2 separate regions of the Mus musculus genome follow, and region 2 is linked to region 1. A link is a loop called in an ENCODE intact Hi-C map of the cell type or tissue named here. Cell type or tissue: left cerebral cortex. All regions are shown on one strand. Links, peaks and the distances in the headings refer to the core of each region. The heading gives the core; the rest is flanking DNA.

What was found. A loop is a pair of places that touch in the nucleus more often than their neighbours do. Peaks named below come from ENCODE experiments on the same cell type or tissue, not always from the same donor. Only the 100,000 strongest peaks of a DNase experiment are listed, where the experiment ranks them.
Region 2: it touches region 1 in a loop (4-fold over the local background); 3 of 42 quality-filtered maps call a loop at or near these places.

The regions. Positions count from the first base shown.
Region 1 is chr8:125,178,001-125,189,804 of GRCm38, reverse strand. All of the region lies in intron 9 of Disc1 (disrupted in schizophrenia 1), which reads right to left. Among named protein-coding and RNA genes, the nearest start is that of Disc1, 130 kb to the right of the region's middle. In left cerebral cortex, for the core only: CTCF peaks have their summits at 5,716 (motif pointing left) and 6,912 (motif pointing left); DNase peaks (open chromatin) are centred at 2,742, 5,152 and 5,696.
Region 2 is chr8:125,248,111-125,259,914 of GRCm38, reverse strand. Disc1 (disrupted in schizophrenia 1) reads right to left here. Exons shown (of 13, transcript NM_174854.2): 12 at 8,850-8,967. Among named protein-coding and RNA genes, the nearest start is that of Gm30713, 130 kb to the left of the region's middle. In left cerebral cortex, for the core only: no CTCF peak of the experiment used is centred there; DNase peaks (open chromatin) are centred at 4,492, 4,823 and 5,619; H3K4me3 peaks cover 1,477 bases; H3K27ac peaks cover 2,301 bases.

The DNA.
Region 1 (11,804 bases), core at 1,601-9,600:
CAGCCGTAGACATCGAGGTCTCATCTCCCGGTCTGGTCTCTGCCTCCCCCAGATTATTTACACACTGTGAAGTCAATTTGTGATTTATCTTTCTGATGCTTAATAAAGGACGATTGCTAGCTTAAAAATAGAAATAAAAGGAGAGAAGGAAGGAAAGGAGGAAGAGAGGGAGGAAGGGAGGGAGGAAGGGAGGGAGGGAGGGAGGGAGGGAGGGAGGGAGGGAGGGAGGAAGGGAGAGGGAGGAAGGGAGAGGGAGGGAAAGGAGGGAGGAAGGGAGGAGGGAGGGAGGGAAGAAGGGGGGAGGGAGGGAAAGGAGGGAGGAAGGGAGGAGGGAGGGAGGGAGGGAAGAAGGGGGGAGGGAGGGAGGGAGGGAGGAAGGGAGGGAGGGAAGGAGAAAACCCTTCCCTTTCCCAGCCTTTTCAGAAGGAGGTGAAACACAAGATTATCTCCACCTAGCTGGAGACCCTGACAACAGACTGAGCCAATCAGCCTGAGGTTTGTAGCTCTCTGTACAGCCACAAAAGGTGGCCACTGAAAGCCACAGTGCCACCAAGGGCTCCTCCTGCCCTTCCCATCACCTGAAGCCTCCTATAGGACTGCTGTCTGTCAGATGAATGCTCCCCACAGGTCGCCCCTGGGTGCTATAGGGAGATGGTAGAACTTTGGGGTTACCCAATGGGTAGTCTTTAGCTCATTGGTGGTGTGCCCTTCAAGGTGACTAGTCTCGTACTGTATCTCCATGTCCTGGCTCACAGAATGAACCTGGTTCTCCTACATGGGTCCACCATGGCGTGCTGGCTATTCCAACACCATGGGCCACTGACCCCATGTGCTTAGGCAGAACATCACAGCAGCTGGATCACCCAGAGCCCAGGCTCTGAGCCCCGTGCCTGCTGATGCTCACCAAGGCATTGTGATGACTTCAGTTAAACCTGTTGACACCACACCGGTACCCTGATCCTCCCTCCAGCTAGAGTTCAGACAAACACCGGTACCCAGCCCCTCACAGCAGCCTGTCACACAGGGTCTTTCCCCTCCCCAGTGTGTCCCCAGGAGCCCTCAGCTGGTTCCCTGCAGATTTCCGTGAGATGCTGCAGTGGGTTCGCTACCCAGCCCGAAGCACGGAATGCCCCTGCCAGGGCTCTCTGGGACTCCTCTCTCTGGGGTCTGTCCTGTGCAGCCTTTGGAAGGCACAGATGCCAGCCAGTCGCTGACTACTGGAATGATCCCTTAACTCCTGAGTCCTTTCTGAATCCACAGGAGATCAAAGGCTGTGCTTGCCCAGATCTCCTTAAATGGTCATTCCACACTGGAGTGCTCCTCAGAACTTGACAGGGAAGACACAGTTTGTGAGATAAGCGTTGGGGTTGGCGCCCCTTCCACAGCCACATATGCAGGGAGTCAAGCCCACCTCATTGGTGTGTGTGTGTGGTGTATATGTGGTGGTGGTGGTGGGGTATATTGTGTGTGGTGTGTATGTGTGGCATGTGTGTGGTATGAATGCCTGTATGTGGTGTATATGGTGTGTGTATGGTGTGTGTGGTGTATATGTGGTGGTGGGGATACTGTGTGGGTGTGTATGTGTGGCATGTATGTGGTATGTGTGGTGTATGTATGTGAGTCAGTGTGGTGTGCATGTGTGTATGGTGTGTGTGTTGTAGTGTGTGTGGTGTGTATGTGTGGTGTGTATATAGCTGTGGGGGGGTGTGGTATATATGTGTGTATAGTGTGTGTATATATGTGTTGTGGTATATGTATGTGGTATGTGTGTGTGGTGTGTGCTGCATTGTGTGTAGTGTGTATGGTGTGTGTGGTGCATGTGGTGTATGTGGTGTGTACCTGTGTGTGGTGTGTGTGGTATGTATGTGTGGTGTGTGTGTGGCTGAGGTATGTGTGTATGGTATATATGTGTATATAGTGTGTGTGTATGTGTGTTGTGGTGTGTGTCTGTGGTGTGTGTGTATAGTGTGTGCCTGTGTGCTGTGTATGTGTGTGTGAGTGAGCACACAAGTGCACAAATGTCTAGATAAAAAGCCAAAGGACAGCCTCAGGAGTCATCCCGCAGACATCATCCGCAGACAGACGCTATCCACAGACAGACACCATCTGCAGACAGACGCCATCCACAGACACCATCCACCTTCTTTTTGAGTCAGAGTATCTTGTTAGCCTGGAACTCAGCCTCTTGACTATAAATCCCTAGAGGTTCCAATGCCTCAGCCTCCCTAGCACTGGGATCACAAGCATGCGCCACCTCTGTCTGTCTGTCTGTCTGTCTGTCCCTTTCTTTCTCCCTCCCTCTCTCCCTCACCCCCCCCCTTCCCTCTCTCCTTTTACACTGGTCTTCATGCTTGCATAGCAAGCACTGAACCGAGAGAGCAACCTCCCAACATCTGGCCATCTCTCTCCACGTGGATCTGTCACCTGAGGAAGAGGCAGAGGCTCCCGAGGTGAGCCACAGCGGGTCATCACGCCAGCAATGGGAAATCACATGCAGGAGATTATCTTACAACGGCAAGGGAAGTATTAAAAGAGAAAGCTCATGTCAAAGCCAATTTATTAAATAATTGCTTATCTTGGGGCGCAGGGAACCTACCTCTGAAACCTGCACTTATCTTGGAGGCAGGCTGCCTCCCCAACAGAAGTCTGTCAGAGGCAGAAGAGGGGGAGGGGAGCGGTTCCATACGGATTTTCTTCTCCTGCCACCCTAAGCATTGTCAAGACCCAGCTCCTGTCGTCTGGGGTGGTTTAAAATAAAACTTTTCTTAAGAACAGATGGAAAGAGGGACACACAGGCAACAGTGGGCAAACAACGGCAGAGTGTCAAACAGTGACGACGGGAAAAGGAACGGAAAACAGACAGCAAACACTGGAGCCTCCTCCGAGACAGCGACCCACCCGGCACAGCCTTTCTGGAATGAAGCCCTTCTCTGTGCACAGTCCCCTCGTTCTGTAGTCGGCTAGGAACTGGAAGTAGGGTCCCGAGATCAAGAGTGATGTGCAGCTGTGTCTGATATCAGAAGAGCTGGGAGTCACAGGAGCTCCCAAGCAAATGAAGAAAAACCACTGCAACAAGAACCCACAGCATGGACACTTAAGATAGAGGTGGTGTGTGTGTGTGTGTCTGTGTCTCTGTGTGTATCTGTGTGTGTATCTCTGTGTGTGTCTGTCTTTCTGTGTATGTCTGTGTGTAAGTTTGTGTGTGTCTCTCTGTATTTGTGTGTGACTGTGTGTCTCTGTGTGTTTGTGTGTGTGTTTGTGTGTATGTGTCTGAGTGTGTCTCTGTGTGTACGTCTCTGTGTGTGTTTGGATATCTGTGTGCATGTCTGTGTGTGTCTGTATGTGGCTCTGTGTGTATGTGTGTGTCTTATGTGTTGTGTGTATTATATATGTATGTCTATGTGTATGGTGTGTCTGTGTGTCTGTATGTGTGGTGTGTCTGTATGTCTGTATGTGTGGTGTGCCTATGTGTGTCTGTGTGTGTGTCCACGTGTCTCTAGGTGTGTATGTGTGTGCGAGTGTGTATGTGTATGGTGTCTGTGTGTGTAATGTACCTCTGTGTGTGTGTGGTGTCTATGTGTGTAATGTGTGTGTGTGGTGTGTGTGTTTAACAATAATGAAAGTCAATGCTGAAGGAGGTAAAATACCTGTATAATTCAATGCACTGAGGGGTCAAGTACAAAAGTAAACATGACAGCGTCTTTCTGAGAGATGGGTACTGATCCTTCTACTAAGAGCACCCGACTTTCCAAGTTGCAATACAACACTGACATCTACAAATATGTTGGGCAATGTTCATAGCCTTCCTGAGCTCACCCATGGGCTAACAGATCAATAACACCTGCTAGACAAAGACACCCCCATGCCTGGGCCAATGGCTACTTCATGAGTCTCTCAGTGAGCGAAGGCTCAGTTGCTATCCACACAGTTACCTGATACATGATCTAAAACAACCAGGGGGTCCCTGGTATCTGCTCAGGAATGCTTAGGGGCCAGATAGCTATGGAACCTATGGTCTTGGGTTACCAGGGTGGCAGGCAAAGGTGTCTATTGAATAGATGCCATTGGGTGACCTAAAACATTTGAGCATTGCTTGCCATCCCCATGACCCCAGATACCACACCACTACACACACACCACACACACACATACACATATCTTCACATACACACTGACAGACATGCACACATACACACATACATATATACACTACACCTTCACACACACACACACACACTGAAACACACATGAACACACACTAAAATACACATGCACACACACACACACACAGAAACATACCATATAACTAAGATAGAAAGGGGTCATCGTTGGTGCCGGCAGTGGAAGGATCTATGAGGAGGGAAGGAGCCCCATGTAGAGGGGGTGGCAGAGGGTCTGGAGTTTAGGAACTCACTTCTCTGCCCATCCTGGAGCTCAGCCAGTGGCACATGGCTGCCTTCAAAACGCTCTACTCCCCACGATGTGTGATGTGTGGCATCTTGAGTTTGAGTCTGTCCCATCTTAATCACAGCCACCTATACAGGGATCTTAGAACTCGGTGGGCCTGGGAGAACCCTCCCTGAAGCCCAGTGACAGACTGTGACAGTGGATTCTGAAGTCTCCTGTTCCCCTTCCAAAGACAGTCTAAGCCATGTTGGCAATGTGAGGGTTAATGGCCACAAAGACAAGTCTTTACTAAGCCACACCCACATTAGGTCACACCCCTACACTAAGCCACACCCACATTAAGCCACACCCCTATTCTCATTGCTGCCTCACCTGGATTCCTACTTCAATAGAAATGATCATCCTCTGGGAGGGCTTAAAAATCTTTGTTCCTAGGGCCAGCAGGATGGCTCACATGCATGTGCCATGTCACATGAACCCCTACATATATACACCCCCCCCCACACACACACACAGGTCAAATAAGTAACTTACTTTCTAAGAAAATCTAACAGCACTGTAGGAGAGGAAAACAGCCAGCCAGTGGGTCACACAACAACAACAACAACCATGAACTGCAGGGCTGAGTGCCTGAGACCCAGCGTCCTCAGCCTTTTACCAGGCTTGGAGATGAATTCCTCCTGCCCCACAGCTCTGCCAGCAGCCTAATTAATTAAAGCAATCAGTTTGGGGTTCCCCGCGGCTGGCACGGGAGCTTTGAGCTTCTCCTTGGTGCCTGGCTCATGCCTCTATTATTACCTTTTAAACGCAGCTCCAACCACTCACTGTACAGAGTCCTCTGTACAGGGAACCTCAAAGGCATCGACCCAAGTCTGTGCCGAACAGGAGCCGCAAAGGCATCTTCGTCAATCTTTCTTTAAATCTTCACTTCCTGCCACAAGGACAGGTCAATTGACGACCAACTAGACAAGTGGAAAAGCAATGTAAGGTTCTGAAAGAGGGTTTAAATAAAATATCCCTTGTCATCAAGCCTGTTAAGAAGATAGATGTCTCAAGGCAGGTGCGCAGAGGGTACAGGACCCGGCACAACCGCTCAGAGCCAAGAGCCAGGATGGAGAGGATGCTCAAAAGGCATGCAGCTGTGCTGATGTATCTGTTACTTTATTCTGTGTTTTACAAGAGAAAGATTGAGTCTCTCAAGGTGACAGACGAGCTCCCAGAATGCCCCTCTCTTGGAGTTTCTCTGTGACTGGCTCCCAGCAGCAGCGAGAGCCTCGGCTGGTGAGCTTCACCACAGCGCCCTCTTGTGGCCATAGTCCGGGTGGCGCTGCTCCTGATCCCTTCCTGAGAGTTCACTCCTGGCTCTAATTACAACTTATTTACAACCCTTCTCACTCCTGGTTTTAATCACAACTTAGTTACAATCCTTCACCCGGGTTACAAGGGGAGTCCAGTCCGTGCAGAGCACGGTAGCTCGGGTAGAGTTGTGTTTTCTTCCCTTTTTTTTTTCTTTGTAGTTTCCTACCATCCTTCTTCCTGCCTCTTCTTCTAAGATCTGGCTGAGAAGCCAGCAGCCAGGTCAGACTTCCCATCCTCTAAGATGGCATCTCCCTCCAGTGGCCCACATCTTGAGAAGATCCTGTATATAACTTCGGGACAAAGGGACCACTGGCCCAGAGCTGCCCCTCACCCGTAGAGGTTCTGTGCACTGTTTGTAAAAGAGAGACTGGATCACAAGGGGAGGTGCCTGAGGAACGCAGAGCTGTGAGGAGGAAGCAGAAATTCAGTGTGTGTGGCCTGCAGGGCTAGGCAGGCATGCCAAGCTGTGTACTGCTATGCCAACACAAGTATATATTAGGTGAAAAGATAACTTTCTCTTGAAAGATTCATCATCCTTAGTAGTATTACTCTTTTAAGACATCCCAGTGCTCACTGGACTAAAGATTCTTGGTCTGGGCAGTGGTGGTGTACACCTTTGATCCCAGCACTCAGGAGGCAGGGAATCTCTGTGAGTTTGAGTCCAGCCTGACCTACGTAACAAGCTCTAGGACAGTCAAGACTACGGAGAAAGACCCTGCCTCAAAAGGAAGTTATAACCGGACAAAGACTTGATCGACCCCCTTCTGTGTGAGTCTCTGGGATCTTTTCGCTCTGTCAGCTTCCCTTACACGGTGATAGAGACACAAGCCAGTGTGGAGACGGTAACTGGCCTGTATGCTCAGGGTGCTCAGGGGTCTTTCCAGACATGAAGACTGAGAGTAGTAAATATGCTTCAGAGGCAGACAAGGAGTGTCACACAGACTCAGTTCTGGGAAAGCTTACTGGGCACATACACAGAATGTTACTCAGGCATTCCCTCCGGGCTGGAGAGCCAGCCCAGCAGAGAAGAGCACCTACTGCTCTTGCAGAAGACATGAGTTCTGTTCTCAGTATCCGGATCAGGAAGCTCACAACCACCTATAATTCTAGCTCCAGGGTTTCTGATGCCCCCTTCTGGCTTCCATGATACCTGAACTCACGTGCTGGAGAACTCATTCATTCTCTCTCTCTCTCTCTCTCTCTCTCTCTCTCTCTCTCACACACACACACACACACACACACACTCTTAAACTTAAGATAAATCTTTTTTAAATTTCCTCTTACAAGGAGCAGGGAAACTCGTGAAACCTACAGGACTCCCAGGCTCCTTCTCAAGGCTGTATCATCAACCAACAACTGCCCACTAGAGGAGACTCATCAGTCTATGAGGAACTGCAGAAGTGCAGCTTCTGAGAGTCCTCGCCCACGACAGGGTGGGAATTCTTCAGCCCCTCAGTCTCTGTGCCCCATGCATGTAACCCTGATAGACTCACTGGCTCACCAGACTGGACTTGCATGGAACTGTCTGGGGGACCTGGGCCCTCTCTGGGTTAATAGACATTCTCTAGCCTCAAGTTCTTCTCTGGCACAGGGCCTCACAGGTGTCTCTCTCAGTTTCAGTGATGGTCCCAGGGACATGGGTAGACACAGGACTGGCTCTGCTCTATCCCCACACATGGCGTTGTCCCCAACTAGATACACTGAAAAACTTCCAGAAGAGACTAGTTCAGACCAAGATCCCAATCCTAATGGTCAAATTTTTATCAATGGACTAACTATAAATAACAATAATAATTATTTCAAACCTGAAAAAAAAAGAAGTTTGGTTGTTTTCACCAAAATATAATATGGAGCTGGGCCAGCAAGAGGCTCGGCAGATAAAGGGGCTTGCTGACAAGCTGGATCACCTGAGTTTCATCCCTGAAACACAAGTGGCAGAAGGAGAGAACCTGCTCCTACAGGCTGTTCTCTGAGCACACATGCACTATGGCACGTGTGTGCACATGGGAAAGAAACAGATAACTAGAAAGAGCACAGAGCTAAGCTCAGTTGTACCCCGTGTTCAGCCCACCACACTCAAGGCCCTGAGCTCAATGTCCGCTGACACATACAGAAGAGAAAGAATTCACACCTGAGGAGAGAGGGGGATTTAATCAGATTTAAGTATTCCACTCGTGGTGGGACACCACATGGTACTCTGCAAATGTGTGATATCTTCATGCTTTTATGATCAGTGGAAAAAAATAAATTTAAATTTGAGAAATAAAATATCTGTCTTAGAATATTTATAATACTGCTTTGTTTTACAGAATAAACCACGGGTGCAGAAGGAGAGACCAGATACCATGTTCTAACCATGTTTATGCAATAAGCCCTTTGCCCACTGAGATATCTCCCAGCCTAATGTGTATAGCATGTAATTTAAAAAAATACACTATTGCCTTTGCCCGTGTCCTCAGCCCTGGGGCTGCCACCCTTGCTCTGGCCCCTCTCCGTTTTTGTTTTTGTTTTTTTTTTCTTGTTCCTCCCAGGTTAGCTCCACCTAGCCTCCATCATCCACATGGTCTCTCTCTCTCTCTCTCTCTCTCTCTCTCTCTCTCTCTCTCTCTCCCTCCACCTTTGCTCCATGGATGAAAAACACTCAGACAGCTTTATTACTTTAGAATTTGCCTGTTAACACAATTGCTGAGCACAGAATCTCCTGCCCTAAACTTATTGACTAGCTTCCTTCAACCTCCTTTGCTATGAGCTGGTGGTGGAAGCCACCTGGTTCTACCTTCCCCAAGATCTTGCATGATTCTTTTGTGCGTCTCCTTCCAAAGCCTGGCCAGAAACCGCCTTCTCTTTCCCTGCATCTCTTTTTCCTCCTGGGACCAGGAAGGACCTGTCCCTTCCACCCAGCAATTGGCTCCCGACCTCCTTTATCAACTAAGTCAAGAATCAATTAGGGAACCAGAGTTTAGTATCAGCACCTCTCCCTATGAGACAGAGAGAGAGAGAGAGAGAGAGAGAGAGAGAGAGAGAGAGAGAGAGTTTTGATACAGGGTCTCATTATATAGCTCACGCTAGCCTGGAACTCAAGATCCTCTTATGTCTCCCATGGACTCAGCATTCTAATCTGGCCATGCAGCCATGGAGGCAACTTCTGCCTGAGGACCTAATTGAAGACTGTCTGAGAGCCTAAAGATTGGTGATGCAGACAATGACAGCCAATCGGGAACTGCCACTTGGAAGACATGCTTGCTTGGGACCAGTGGGATGCAGTGGAGGATATAAAGGGTGCTCCCCAAGAATTAATAACTAAGTTCACTGTGTTCTCGCCTGCTCCCCCATCTGAGCCATTGATTTCAAGCCTTCTCACCCGCTGCCCCCAAGACAGTTGCCGGGCAGGACAGCAGGACTCATGCCATCTACACTACATCTCGGGGCAGCAGACAGAGTCTGGCTGCTTAGTCCTCTTACCCTTCTGAAGATGGGGACCAAAAGACTCATTACAAAGAACAGATGGAATGGCAAAGACCCCAGCGCTGGAAAGACACAGCGATCTGCCTCCTGACAGCTTTATGATTCAATCTCCCCAAAGGATCTGCAAGAGACCCTACCATCTTATTAAAAATCAGGGTCCGAATTTATCTGAGTTTGACATGAAACTATATTTTCATTAAAAAGTTTTATAAACCGTGTCAATCATAATGGAATTCTTATTAGTCTGGTGGTTTTTGGCAATGAGCCTGTAGACCCCGAGGGGACTTCGGTATGAACTTTGTACGTACTGTGATGACGGGACACTCTTTCATCACTAATGATGTATTTGTCTTTTACTACCCACTAATCAAGTGGCTGTTTGTCTTATATACCCCTCACTAAGTAGACTGACAACCTCTATCATGCACTACCCACACGCCCACTGCAGATGGGAAACCGGCACATGCTAGCAATCAACCATCAGTATGCGCACGGGCGTGTCTCACTCATAGGCCTCAGTTTCCCCACAATGGACCACTAATGTGGGACACGGGCTAAATGATATTTATATAGTACTCAGAGCGTTTCTGTTGGGGAAGGGCTTTGGTGAGTGACAGGAACATCACCATCCTATGTCACAAATCACATTAAGACTATTACAGCCATGACTTAGCAAATCTGTCTACTGGGCTGATATATTTCCAAAAGCAACATGTCTGTCCAAATGTTCGCTGGGTCCCTGGAGGCTCTGAGGAAGCCAGAGAGGACCTACTGGGGAGCTGTTCTTTGAGCAGGGAGGACCTGCTAAGGCGCTGTTCTTTGGGCTTGCCTATGGCAACATTTGTAGAAAGAGAAGAAAGTTAAGCTGAAGACTTTCTTTAGAAACGATTTCACTCAAAGGCAAAGGCAATGGATGCGGCTCGGAATTCTTTTCAGATGTGTGGCCCATGAAGCATCTGATACGTGGTCAGGCATTGCCTGCTGGACTCTTGGGTGTAGACGCCCCTGGCTCCAGATAGAAGCAGCTGCCTTGGTTTGGAAAGACAGAACCCAGGTCAAAGAGCAAAGCAGCGAGGGATTGCAGGTAGGAGACAGCCTCCTTCAGAGCAAAGAAACACAGACAAGGGATGAGAGGGGTGGGGATATGTAGCAGCGATAAGTCTAAATGAGTACAGTGTCCTCGTTGGGCAAAATTATAGCGGCACGAAGCAATGAGAGACAGAAACTGAACCTTTGTTTTCTTAAAGTCTTCCTGAAGGACCTTCCCCCTCCTGTCAGCTCAACTTTGGAGAGTTTCTGGAAGCGTCCCTCTTCTCTGACACAGTCTTCTCTTGCTCTGGTGCCATGCCAAATGTGTCTTTGGCTGTCAAAGTCTTTAATTCTTTTCAAGTACTAGAAAATTCTCTGGGATGCCAGACTCTTTCAGAAGACTTCTGCTGTGAGACCCAGAACTATGAAAAGTCCAGCAAGAGCATTTCTCAAAAGCCTTTCACCCACCTGCCGCACAGGCCCATCTACTTCTAACAGTGAGGAATCACCCCTACACTCGGCCTGGGAGAGGTCAGATACTCAGGCAAGGTCCAATAACTCTCCCTACTCCCTCCTTCCAGGAGGACTGTCAACAGTCACACACAGCCACATCTGGTCTCGTGGGGATAAAGGACTGGCAAAGAAGACAGAGCTTGCAACAGTCTCTGGTTCCATTCACCATGGGGTGAGCAGTCCTGCTCCACCGTGCCCCTTTGCTGTGATGCCACGGTGCACAGGCACAGAAGCAATGGTGTCTGCTGACGTGGGCTGAACCCTCTGAAACCGGGAACAAAAGACATCCTCTCCTTCCCAGCTAGTCGAATATTTTGTTGTAGCGATGAAAAGCAGCTCATTTACCACCTACATTATTTAAATTCTCAGCATCACCCAAACAACTCGTAGGTGCTCATGGGATATCCACCACAGGCCATACCTCCGCTGTAAGGAAAGCAAGATCCAGCAGCAAATGACGTGCCAGTGATACTCAGACAAAACCCGTCCATCATGGTACCCAGATGGTGGTAGCTGTCCACATAGCTTTGAGTTCCATAAATGACAGAAGTCTAGGAAATCAAATGCAAGAATTTTAAAACAAATTAAAAGTGGGAATGTGCCGGGACAGATGGATTTGGTGTCAGGGGCTCTGCTTTCATTTTGAAGGCAAGGATGTGCTTGAAGTTTGTTCCTCACCCATGGAGACACAGGAGTCTCCGACCCTCTGTCTTATTTAATCTTATTGTCAACGCCATCATGTAGAGAGATGCCTAGAGCGGTTAGTACACTGCACCCTGGCTATGAGGGCCTTTCCAGAGCATGAGAACTCGGTGGTTTAATCCACCCACGGTTTGGAAATCTAAATAGATGCTTGGCAGATGGAGGGGCTGTGCAGGAGTGTGGAAGGCAGGGCCTGTGGAGGAAGTCCGTCACTAGGGGGTGTGGCTCTGGCTCCTGCTCATTTTCTCTGCTTCCCAGATACACAATGTGGACCCCTATGCTTCATATCCTTCCACCACAATATTTTGCCTCCCCACAGGCCCAGAGAC
Region 2 (11,804 bases), core at 1,691-9,690, 70 kb before region 1:
GGCCACAGGTCACCTGCACTACAATGCTGTTCTCCTCACATTCCATGTCAGCACAGGGGCTAAAGAAAGCCACACCTGTGGGGTCTGATTAATAAAAATTCTCCTACTCTTTTTAGAATAAAGAACTCCCAGGGATCTTAGGAATTATGCAAATAAGCCTTTCCTAAACAGACACATCAATTCACCCTGGAAAGTTCAGGTACTTTTTATCTTCTGGAAGATTCAGCCAATTTCACTTGTGCGTCATGTACATGCACTCCGAAGATGGCCACCATCTTTGCACCCTTTGAACCTGAGGGGAACAAGGGCAGTATGCATAGAGCAAGAGAGGAAGGGCTCTAGTGAAGAGCCTTTGAATTTTGTTGTAGAAAGATTTTTGTGGTTTTGGTTTTTTTCTCCAGACCTCTGGAAAGATCTACTGATCGCTGGGCGTTGGGGGGGGGGGGGGGAGTTGGGGAGAGGGAGCCATGTGACTTCACCAAAGCCAAAATCATGTTGCAGACTGAACACCAAGCTGCAATTTGTCACAGGTCTGGTCTTTGTGAGGAGCAAGTGGAGTACACAGTGGTCCCGACAATGTCCTGGGCTCTGATTACCTTTGACACTGGCCTGGACTTGCACAGCACTTTAGACTCTGCCAAGTGATGACAGGGTCTTACAGGGAATGTGTCATGAAGCCAAAAAGTGACACTCGGAAATGTCTGGGACCACAGAGCAAACTAAAAAAAAAAAAAGGCTAAAGACAGAGAAAAGTCACCAGAGGAAAAGACTAAGTTATAAAATTAAATTAACACATCAGCTTCACACATAATAATTTCCATTATTGCACCAAAGAGTCAGTGCGATGGGATCTGAGAATGCAAGTCCCCTGGGAAGTTGGGAAAATTACATCATGTGTACTTAATTGTCCCATCTGTAAGAGACAGACTCTCACAGCTTAGTCACAGAGGCAGGGCCTAAGGTTGCTTGTGTGTGTGTGTGCGCGCGTATGCATTTGTGAGCATGTGTGTATATGTGTGTGTGCATGTGAGCATGTATGTGTGTGCATTTGTGTGTATGTGTGTGTGTGTGTGTATGTGTGTGTGTGTGAGAGAGAGAGAGAGAGAGAGAGAGAGAGAGAGCCTTTTGTAAGGTACCATGAGGTTTATGGCTTATTTCCCAGCACAATGGCTGAAAACATCATTTACAAAGCCTTTGGCATAAGAATCACTAATACAATTAAAATCACATTCATAGGGGCTTGAGAGATGGCCCAGCAGCTGAGAGCATTTGCAGAATTTGCAATTCAAGAGAGAATTTGCAGAGAGATCTTGCAGTGTAGTTCCCAGCATATACACATCCTGGAGCCACATGCAAATCCAGGTCCATGTGACACCGTTTCTGACCTCTACAGGTACATGCACTCATGTGCACATACACACACACACACACACACACTCACACACACACACTCACACACACTCTCACACACACACACTTAACAACAAAAAGCAAATCTTTTAAAATATCATGGTCATCTTTACAAACGTTCAAACCCTCGTGTGTGTGTGTGTGTGTGTGTGTGTGTGTGTGTGTGTGTGTGTGTTGTGTAAATGGGTGATGTGTGCTGAAATGGAAGAATCCAGAATAAAACATGGAACTGGGGGCCAGGCAGTTATAGAGCAGTTCAATGAAATAGTTTGGGAAGAAATACTCCAGAGATAAGCCACGTAAGACTAGAAAACAATTTCAAGAGGACATAATGTGCTGTCTTTCAGACAGCCGCCCTGGAAGGTAGAAGATCAGGTCTCCCATGCCTTTCAGATGCCCATGCATGCATGTCATGTTTAAATCCACCTGCATGACAGAGAAAACCTCACAACTGTGTCTCACTCTACACTTGGGAGAAAGGAGCATGCAGACAGGAATTCTCTCTTTTCTTTTCTCATTTAAAAGATTGGCTGTTGCTTACCCTCTACTGGGTATCAGATGTCCCCCTTAGCCTCCAGCAGCCCAGAATTGGCTCTTGGTGGGGTCTAAACACCTAGAGGGGGGCAGAGAGCCAACATAAAGTCATGTGGATGGCTTGTTGGCCATGCTGAGAGTTCCAGAGAGATGGCAGACCGGAGGCCTAGCCGAGTGTTCTGGCTGTCCAGCAGAGGATCATTAAAGGGACAGAGAGACTAATGAGGACCTTTGAGGGTGAGAAAGACAGAGGACTCTAATGGGGAAAGGTGCTGAGAATATCTCCCTGATAACTGATCTGAGCAAAGAATTGAGAAAGCAGGCTGCCAGGTGCTGAGAGAAGCCTCCAGGATGGTGGGGTTTGGGGGAGGGGGGGTGTAAAAGGAAGGGGTAGAGGACTCAAGGCTGTTTTGTTTGGAGACTGTCTCTTGCCATGTAGCTCGTGTTGGCACTGCAGGGTTGTACTAAGCTGAGCATGCAGACTCAACTTTAAACTCAGTAAAGGAGAATCTATGAAACTTAATGGGAAATGGGCTGAGTCACTGTTCAGAGGCCAAGGCAAGAGCCATGCACTTGGGGGCCACATCAAACCATGCATTTGAAAAAAAAAATCTGTAACATTGTCCCACTGATGTTGCCGTTCAGAGTTCAGGGCTAGAGCTATGTACTTGGAGCCACAGCAAATCATGCATTTAGAAAAAAAAAATTCTGTAACATTGTCTCACTGATGATGCAGTTTAGTGAAAGTACAAAGGGTTTTCAGGGCTGCTGAGATATCTCAGTTGGTAAACACTGGATGTGCAAGCAGGAAGACCTCCATTCCACCACCTAGGCAAAAAGCCAGGCAGGGTGGCATATGTGGCCACAGTGCTGAGGAGGTAGAGACAGGGGGATTCCTGAGACTCGTTAGCCAGCCAGGCTAGCTGAAGTGGCAGTCCCCAGGATCGGTGAGACTTTGTCCTAAAAAATAAAGTTCAGAGCAGTTGAAGACATCTGATACCAACCTCTGACTTCCATGTGCACACACACAAAGATGTACACATGCACACAGTCACCTGAACTGGTCTACTTCACACTGCTGGGTTTTTTTTCGGGGGTGGGGGGGAATGCTAGGAATTGAACTCATGGCTTTGCATTCTAAGCAAGCATTTGACCACTGAGTCACAACTTCAGCTCTTTTGTTGTATTTTTCCCATTAACTAATTAATTTATGTATTTATTCCCTTTATATTCTGATTGAAGGCCCCCCTCCTAGTCTCTGCCACACATGGCCCTTCCCACCACATCCCCTCCCCTCCCCTCTGGAAATCAAGAGTCCCAACTCTCTTTTTATATTTTGTTATTTTGTCTTTTTTTTTTTCCCAGAGCTGAGGACTGAACCCAGGGCCTTGCACTTGCTAGGCAAGCGCTCTACCACTGAGCTAAATCCCCAACCCCTCTTTTTATATTTTGTTATGAGAAAGAATCTCAGAAAGCTGCTAAGGCTAGCCTTGAACCTGAAAACCTCCTGTCTAACTCTCCCAGGTTGTTGGGATTAAAGGCAATGCATGATCCTCTGTAGTCAATGTGGACTACAGCAGAAAACTGACCTGTGTAGGGGGGAGGAGCAGTCAGGAGAAAAGCCCTATCCACACACACCCAGAAAGTAGGCAAGCATAGGGAATCACTTAACAACCTAGGACTCCACTTGGCTTGGGCTGTGCATATAGCTCTCTTCTAGCAATGCTCTCAGCAAAGGACTCTCGCCTACAAGTGATACGCGCATCCATCCCTGTGAATAATGCACTGGATAATCTATTGCCAACCTAGAACCCCCACTTGCCTAGAGCTGCAGGCACCACCCTCTCTGAACAATGAAATCAGTTTCTCATCTCCTTAACAACTATCCCAGTAGGAGGGGCTAGACTGGTTTTAGATGCATGTACAATAAAGCAAACTGTGTCCTCCAAGTGCACCTTCGGGGAGAATCCCCTATTTTCCATTGTAGGCCTATATGTAACCTGGCATATGTTTGACATCAGATGTGTTATGAGAAGAGACGAGAGAGAAGAATATACAACTTAAACTATGTAGTTAAAATAGAGAACCACACAAAGGACATCCTTAGAAACTGAATTCCCACTCTCTATCTCCATGAAAGGAACCCTCAGGGCCTTTGAGTACTGACATTCATGATGTCCACTCTCATTCTTGAACACACATTTTCTGGCCTTTTGGTGAAAAAAAAAAAGCACTCTTGCTACTTGTGCAAACCTGTATCTACTAATTTCGATGCTTTGAGTAAGACACCAAGGACCTACAGACACCTGACCCAGCCCCTTTCCACTGGTGGCAAAGGGACCTGCTACGTGCACAGAGAGACCGTGTCACCAGCCTCATGCTAAGTTCACACTGTGTCCCATGGGCAGCAGAGTCATCTTGCTCTGCACACATTGTCTGCTCCAACTTTTTGTACCCAGACCTTGGCAGAAAGGAGAAGGAAGCACAAGGCTGCCACCCTCGATCAGCTGAGCACAGTGGTGCCTCGGAGAGCAGCCTGCCCAGATCTGCACTCCCCCACTATAAATTACTGAAGGTCTCCACAGATGTCCGTCCTTCCTGCTCTTTGGTTTTAGAAGCAAAAGATCATTTCCAAGGAGACAGGGCAATCGCCCCTCAGCTCTGTTACCTTGGCCTCTTCGGGCTACACACTGGAAAGTGGAACCAGACAGGAGCCCTTTGGGGCTGTGGAGTTTATTCATGAGCCTGGATACATTTAGTCTCTGCATGCCATCAAGACTAGCAAGACGAATCAACTGGGCACCGTGCATTCCCAATGAGCAGAGAGAATAGGCTCCCAAGAGGCTTCTGGACAGGGATGCAAATACCACGTAAATAGAATCAGCCTGGTCCTTGCTCATCCATGACTCAGCAGAGGCTGGCAGAGCTGCCCGGGGCTTTGAGAGATGCCAGGATATGATCCTTTCCTCCTATAGTGAGCTATGGAAGTCAGAGGAAAAAAAAAAAGGAGGGGAAAAACAAGTCCTGCTTAACAATTCACCAAAGCCTAAAAGCTTTCCAATGGAGGCATTCCGGACGTGGAGGAACGGTTACACAGACTCAAGGGGGATTTTGGAATGGAGCTGCTAATTAGAATCCAGAACCTGTGAAATCATCCCTCAGGTTCAGACCACTGCTAATGGATCCCCAGCATGCCTAGAGTGAAGTCACAGCCCCGTCCTCTCCCCAGAGGCACCACGCTCCCCTCCCCACCGCCTGCTCTCCCAGTTAACCGAGCAAGCGGTCACCTCTGGCTGATGGTTTGAGTTGTTCACAATGCCTGTAACTCAGGAAGCCTGCCAGGAGGACAAAGAGGCAGCCTGTTTTCCTCCATCCCCAGATCTGCCAGCCCAGCCTTCCTCTACCACCCAGCAGGCTGCTGTGGCTCTGACACCGACAGACTGTGCAAGAACTCTTCAGAAGGTTTAGAAGCCCCCGCAGTATTGTCCCCAGCCCGCCCCTCTGTGTATGGCTCGCTGGTACACCACCTGCTTTGCTCCTGCAGGCGTGTGGCTTACGATAAGGGGGCTCTAACCCCAGGAAGAATGGGCAGCCACAGCATCCGGGACTCAAGTCCTCCAGAAAGGTGTCCCCCGTGGGTTTACGTCAGCACATTCCAGTGTGGACTTGGATTAAACAGCAATCGTCTGCTACGCATGCGCAGTGGGTCCTGGCAGCCGGCTTAACAGAATCAAGAGAGATGCCACCCTCACTGCGGCTGCTCTTCTATGCTATTAGTTGCGAGCTTTTTCTTTCAGCAGCGCTCAGCATTGTGCCTTTGATCACAAACGAAAACACACACCAGCCAGAGCTTGGCTGGGGGATTCCTGCAGCCTCTTTGGACGCCTTGATAAATTCTAATTTGAAACAACAGCTTTTATTTGTTGTGGAACCCCACGGAGCATTGTGAACACGGCTTCCTGTCTTGGGCCCATTGTAATACGGGAATCCAAGTGCTACTTCAGATTAAAGACACACTCTATGTATTATTCTCGTTCAGTGACACAGAACATGGGCTGGATTTCAGAGGAAAGCTGGGATAAATGTGTGTTTGTGGTGTAGATGTTATCTAAGGAGGGGCTGACTCAGTACCCAACCCAGCACTTTTCTACTCTTAGTGGCATGGTATGGAATGTCCTGGACAGGGTCAAATGCTTGAACAGTTGTTCGCAGTGGTAGTGCTGTTTGGCAGAATTGTGAAACCTTTAAGAGGCAGCTCCTGATTGGTGTAAGCGGGTCATCAAAGATGGGCCCTGTGATGGTTTGTATTTGCTTGGCCCAGGGAGTGGCACTTCTAGGAGGTGTGGCCTTGGAGTGGGTGTGGCACTGTGGGTGTGGCTTTAAGGCCCACTTCCTAGCTGCCTAGAAGTCAGTCAGTCTTCTCTTAAGAGGCCAGCGGATGAAGATGTAGAACTCTCAGCTCCTCCTGTACCATGCCTGCCTGGATGTTGCCATGTTCCTTCCTTGACGATACTGGACTGAACCTCTGAACCTATAAGCCAGCCCCAATTAAATGTTCTTGTAAACATTGCCTTGGCCATGGTATCTGTTCACAGCAGTAAAATCCTAACAAAGACAGGCCCCAAGGGTCCTAATCCTGGTCTAACACCCCCTACCTTTGGCCTGAGATCTCTACTTCTTGAGCCACTAAAGATGCTAGAAGCCACACCACAAATTCTCATCTCCCTGGGTCGCATCATCAGGTGTCATGCCCTCTCACCATGATCTGGATCATGAGCCACACCCCACTCAGCTGTCCCAAAACCTCCCCACCCCAGCAGACCTGGGACAAACCCCACTGTTATGGGAAATATTTAATGAACCTGCCAACTCTCCACACTCCTGCTTCTTTCAACCTGCCAACTCTCTGACCCCGTCGGGCCACATTCCCACTCTAGTACCAGCACTGGTGGACCACAACACTATGTCCCAGCTGGGTCCCACCGCTTTGTCCCACATTCCAATAACCATCCTCAAAATTTGATAACACGATACCCAGTAACCGGTAAAATCAAGACTCTTAAGCTTCTAGTTAACCAATTAGATTTATGTATCAATATTGCACAATTTACAAGATGGCAATAAATAATTTCAGAACTAATTGATAATGATAAAGCTTTAACCCAAATATTCTAACCTTTTGATAACACCAAGTCAGCCTCCATCCTCCTCCTCTCTCCTCCTGAGACCTCTCTGTCTCTGTAACTCTTTGATCTGCCTCCCTTTTCCCTGTCCAGTCACAGGCCTCCCCTGCACTTAATGTAATTGGACAGGGAAAATCCTGTGACAACCCTCCCCACCACAGTGTTTGGCTCTGTGTCATTACCTGGCAATAATCACTGTCCTATTTCATAGACGCCTGTCCCTTAGAAAGTTCAAGTCTGTGTGATCTACTAACACACTACCTCCTTCTCCTGCTTCCTGGACCAATTGCAGATTGCATTCTGCACTTGGAAGAGGCAGGGCACTGTGCAGAACAGGATTTAAAAACAAACAAACAAACCATGGAAATGGCAACAGAAGTCGTTCAAGGAACATCAAGGAACATCCTGCTAAGTTCATAAGCAGGGGGAAGATGTAAAGTTACCATGAGATACACTGACGCCACGATTGGCCGCTCATCAGAACTCTTCTGAATGAGACCAATCTCTGACTGTTCAAAGCTACTTAAATATATATGCATGGAGATGAAGCAAAATGGACCCAATGTTCTAAAAAGTCAGGCTATGAGAAGCAAAGACCAAAATGCCTACATTCCCCGCAAACATTAAAAAAAAAAAAAAAAAAAGCCAGGCTGTTGAAGAGAGAGTAATAGAAAAGTAGATGACCATAGCTACAGCAAGCCACTTGTGAGTGAACCCCTGAGGGGAATCAGGGCAGGTAAGCACCCCTCCCCGTCCGTGTTCCTGAAATGGTTAACTTTTTAACTAACACCTTGCCCAGACCTAGAATCACTGAGTTGAACAATTGTCTACGTCAGGTTGGCCTGTGGGCAGCACCTTTCCCTAGGCTAAGAGCCCGAGCTGTACAAGAGAGGAGGAAGCTAATTAAGCAGGCAGGCAGCATGGGCATACTTGCTTCTCTCTTGGCTCTTGACTGTGGGCATGAGGTGACTTGACTAGACTAGCCACTTGAATTCCTACCTTGACCTCCCCTCCAGTGATGAAATTTAATCAGGAAGTGTGAACCAGACAAACCTTCCCTCCCCTAAGTTGCTTTTGGTCAGGGTGTTTTATCAACAGCCACTAGAAATAAAACTAGAACAGAATTCATCCACACCCTTCCAAAGAGCTGCCCAGTGACAAAGGCATGCACACATCACCAGGGATGCATGCTTCCTGTTGCACACACAAGTGAGCCCGTATGTCTCTTGGATGTAGGTGTCTGTCGTGTGGCATAAGATACTGAGTTTGGTGCAAGAAAATATGATTATCAGAACCAAGGAGGACTCTGTGAAGCCTGACCATGAGCATGTGTTAGATAGCAGAAAGAAGGTACCCACAATGGTGTTAGTTTTTATACCCCACTATCTATGACCGGCAGAAGGCAGAAAAAAGGACTTCAAAGAAGGCTTTGGAAACTCTTGGTATTGTAAAGGTCCTTAAGAAGGTGAGCTAGTAAAATTGCTTTGTTTCTTTCTGGTTGTTCCTCTATGCCACACAAACCCATCCTCATGCCTGCCAAAGCCTCCATTTTGCTTTGGTCCTGCTGTGTGCCTGTCTCAGACTCTGTGGCTAACAGACCCAAGATGTGCCAGACTACAGATAAGATCAACAGTCTCCTCCAGCTGCTAGGGCATGGGAAGGCACTACAGCACTTTTAGACTTCCTTTTGTAAAACAATTCCCGAGAGACTGAAAAGGATATGAAAGAGAGCCTCATCGTGACTGTACATGGCTCCGAGAAGCTGGTCTTCCAGGTGTAGGAGCTTCACGCCTATGGCTTCGCACTTTTCTCCAACTTCAGCAGAAACGATGTGAGAATCCTGGTCAGAGAATGAGAGATGTGTCAGTCAGCTACAGGATGCTATGTGTGCAGTCGGAATTCGTGGATAGCTCTCCTGGTTTCCGTGCCTCCGTGGGAAACCTGACAGAGATACCACTTCTCTAAGAGGTCACTCTCGAGAGTGCAGGAGCCAAACTCAAGTCATAACTGAAGGATAAACTGTGTGCACACAGGCCCTAGGGTCCCTGCCTTACCCTGTCTGTTCAAAGACTGATTTTAGCATGGAGGCTCCCCAGACAGATTTTTCTGAGGGGGCCTGAGTTTTCCAGCTAAATTTTCAGACAATTCACGACATGATAGAAATGGTAACAAACTGGGCAGAGGTGTCACCAGGAAGACTGGGTTTACAGAGAAGGTCAGAGGGATATTTTAAGGGCACTAGAATTTAACAGGGCACTCAGAATTTGTCTGCAAACCAGACTTGGCCCTTGACAGCTGGACTCTGAAGGAGATTTAGTTTGCTTATTTATTTACTTAAATGAGTTCATTCGTTCTTGAGTGTACATGTTCATGTGTGTATGAGTATATGTTCATGTGGAGGGTATGCATACCCATGTGTGTTCATGTGTGTGGATGCCAGAGGACAACCTCAACCACCATTCTTTGGGTGTCATTGACCTTGGGGTTTTTTGTTGTTGTTTTTATTTTTTTGTTATTTTTAAAAGAATATATATATATATACATATATATATACACATATATGTCTGTATATATGTATACACATATATACGTGTGTGTGTGTGTAGCTGCCTTCAGGCACACCAGAAGAGGGCATCAGATCCCATTACAGATGGTTGTGAGTCACCATGTGTTTGCTGGGAATTGAACTCAGGAATTGAACTCAGGACCGCTGGAAGAGCAGTCAGTGCTCTTAACCTCTGAGCCATCTCTCCAGCCTGTGGGGTGCTTTGGTTGGTTGGTTGGTTGGTTGGTTGGTTGGTTGGTTGGTTGGTTTTGTTTTGTTTTTGAGAGGCAGTGTCTCTCTCATTGGTCTGGACATGAATGGTTGGGCTAGGCTGGCTATCAAGAGAGCCCTGGGGACTCACCTGTCTCTGCTACCCCAGCTCAGAGATCACAAACATCTGCCACCATACCCGATTGTGACAGAGGTGATGGTGTCTGACATGGTGCCAGGTCCCCACTGGTCATCAGGCATGGGACAAGCATGGTTCAAAGAACAAATCTTAAAGCTCCCTGGTCCTGTAGTATTTCCCCTTCACAGCTCATCCCACACACGAGCAGGTGCCACCTCTATACCACTTTTTTTGTTTGTTTGTTTGTTTGTTTGTTTGTTTTGCAGAACCACTGCACGGCAGAGTCTAAAGGTTTTTGTGGCACTGGCTGGTCTAAGCAGCATTTCAGTTGTCCCTCCAGACTCTCCCCACAAACTAAGCTTGCCCAGGGTAGCCTGAATTATCACTTTCTCTTCCTTGTCTTCCTGAGAGTACAAGTTCTTCTGCCTTCCTCTAAGCCAGGCCCCAAGCAAGCCTACCTTGTGGAGCATCAGCTCAGACCTGAGTGACGTGAGCTGTGAACTCACATATGGGCCATAGGCTGGCCATTCATCCCAGGGCTCCATGAGCAGCACTTGGGTCACAAATTCTTAACAATAATGAGCAAGGTCAAGGAAACCAGAGAGTAGAGGATCCAAGAATAAAGGAGAAAATGAGAAAGAAATGGCTTAGAATTAAAGTTACAATATGAAGATAAATGTTCTCCCAGCTAAGTGTGAAAGACTCAGAAAGCCGATTAAAAGAATTTTGCATAGGGATTAAGGTTCTACAGATTAAATGGACAGGCTACTAAAAAACTGCAACTAATTGTTGCAGAGTATTTGATCACTCTGTAAATTCCAAGATTGTGTTATTTACTGAGGGAAAAAAAAAAAAAACCTGCTTCTAGTTGTGGTGTGGCTCAGCCTTGGCACAGGCTTTTAATCCTCTAGCTGAAATAGAATATGGACATGCCCTTAGCACACACCTTGAATCCAAAACCATGAAGGTAAAATTAGTTTGTAGAAGGAAACACCCATGTTTAAAAGTGATGTCTAATTAAGTGGCAGAAAAAATGACCAATTAGAGAGAGACCTGACAGAATAGCATACGCCCAACTCTCAGGAGAAGAGAGAGGAAAGGGAAGCTACCTAGGGGGCAGTGCAGAGAGACAGGAGGCAGTGCAGAGAGAGAGGGGCAGTGCAGAGAGACAGACAGGAGGCAGTGCAGAGAGACAGGAGGCAGTGCAGAGAGACAGGAGGCAGTTCTACCAGGACAGGTTCACAGAGACAGGCTGAAGAGAGAACAAACTAGACACAGGTAAACACAGAACAAGCCAAGAATGAGAAGGAACCAGAAGGTTAGAACACATTGACAAAGTTAGTATGAGGCCAAGCAGAGCAATTCAGGAGAGGCTGAGAAGCCAGATTGAATCAGTCAGTGTGGAGACCTGTTTGAGCCAGGACAGCTGAGTTAAACCAGCCAGCCAGAGTTCAGAAAGAACAAGAAAGGGTGAGCTTATTCAAAAGCAAGTCTCAGAGGCTGAAAACATTCTAGGCCTACATTAGATTGTACAGAAGATAGAAGCTTCCAGAACTAGGCCTAGGTTAGCAGAAAGAGGCAGTAAATCTCAGAGACTACATTGCAGCAGGAGAATAAATGTCAATCTTACAACTAACATCTACCTATGATATGAAAGTACTCAGGCCTGATGGTGTTGTTCCAGGTCCTTAGATATTATACATGGTGCATTAGCATCAGAACTTAGGAATATGAGTCAATTCCAGATTCATGCCTTGACATCCCAGGAATACCAGTCAAATTC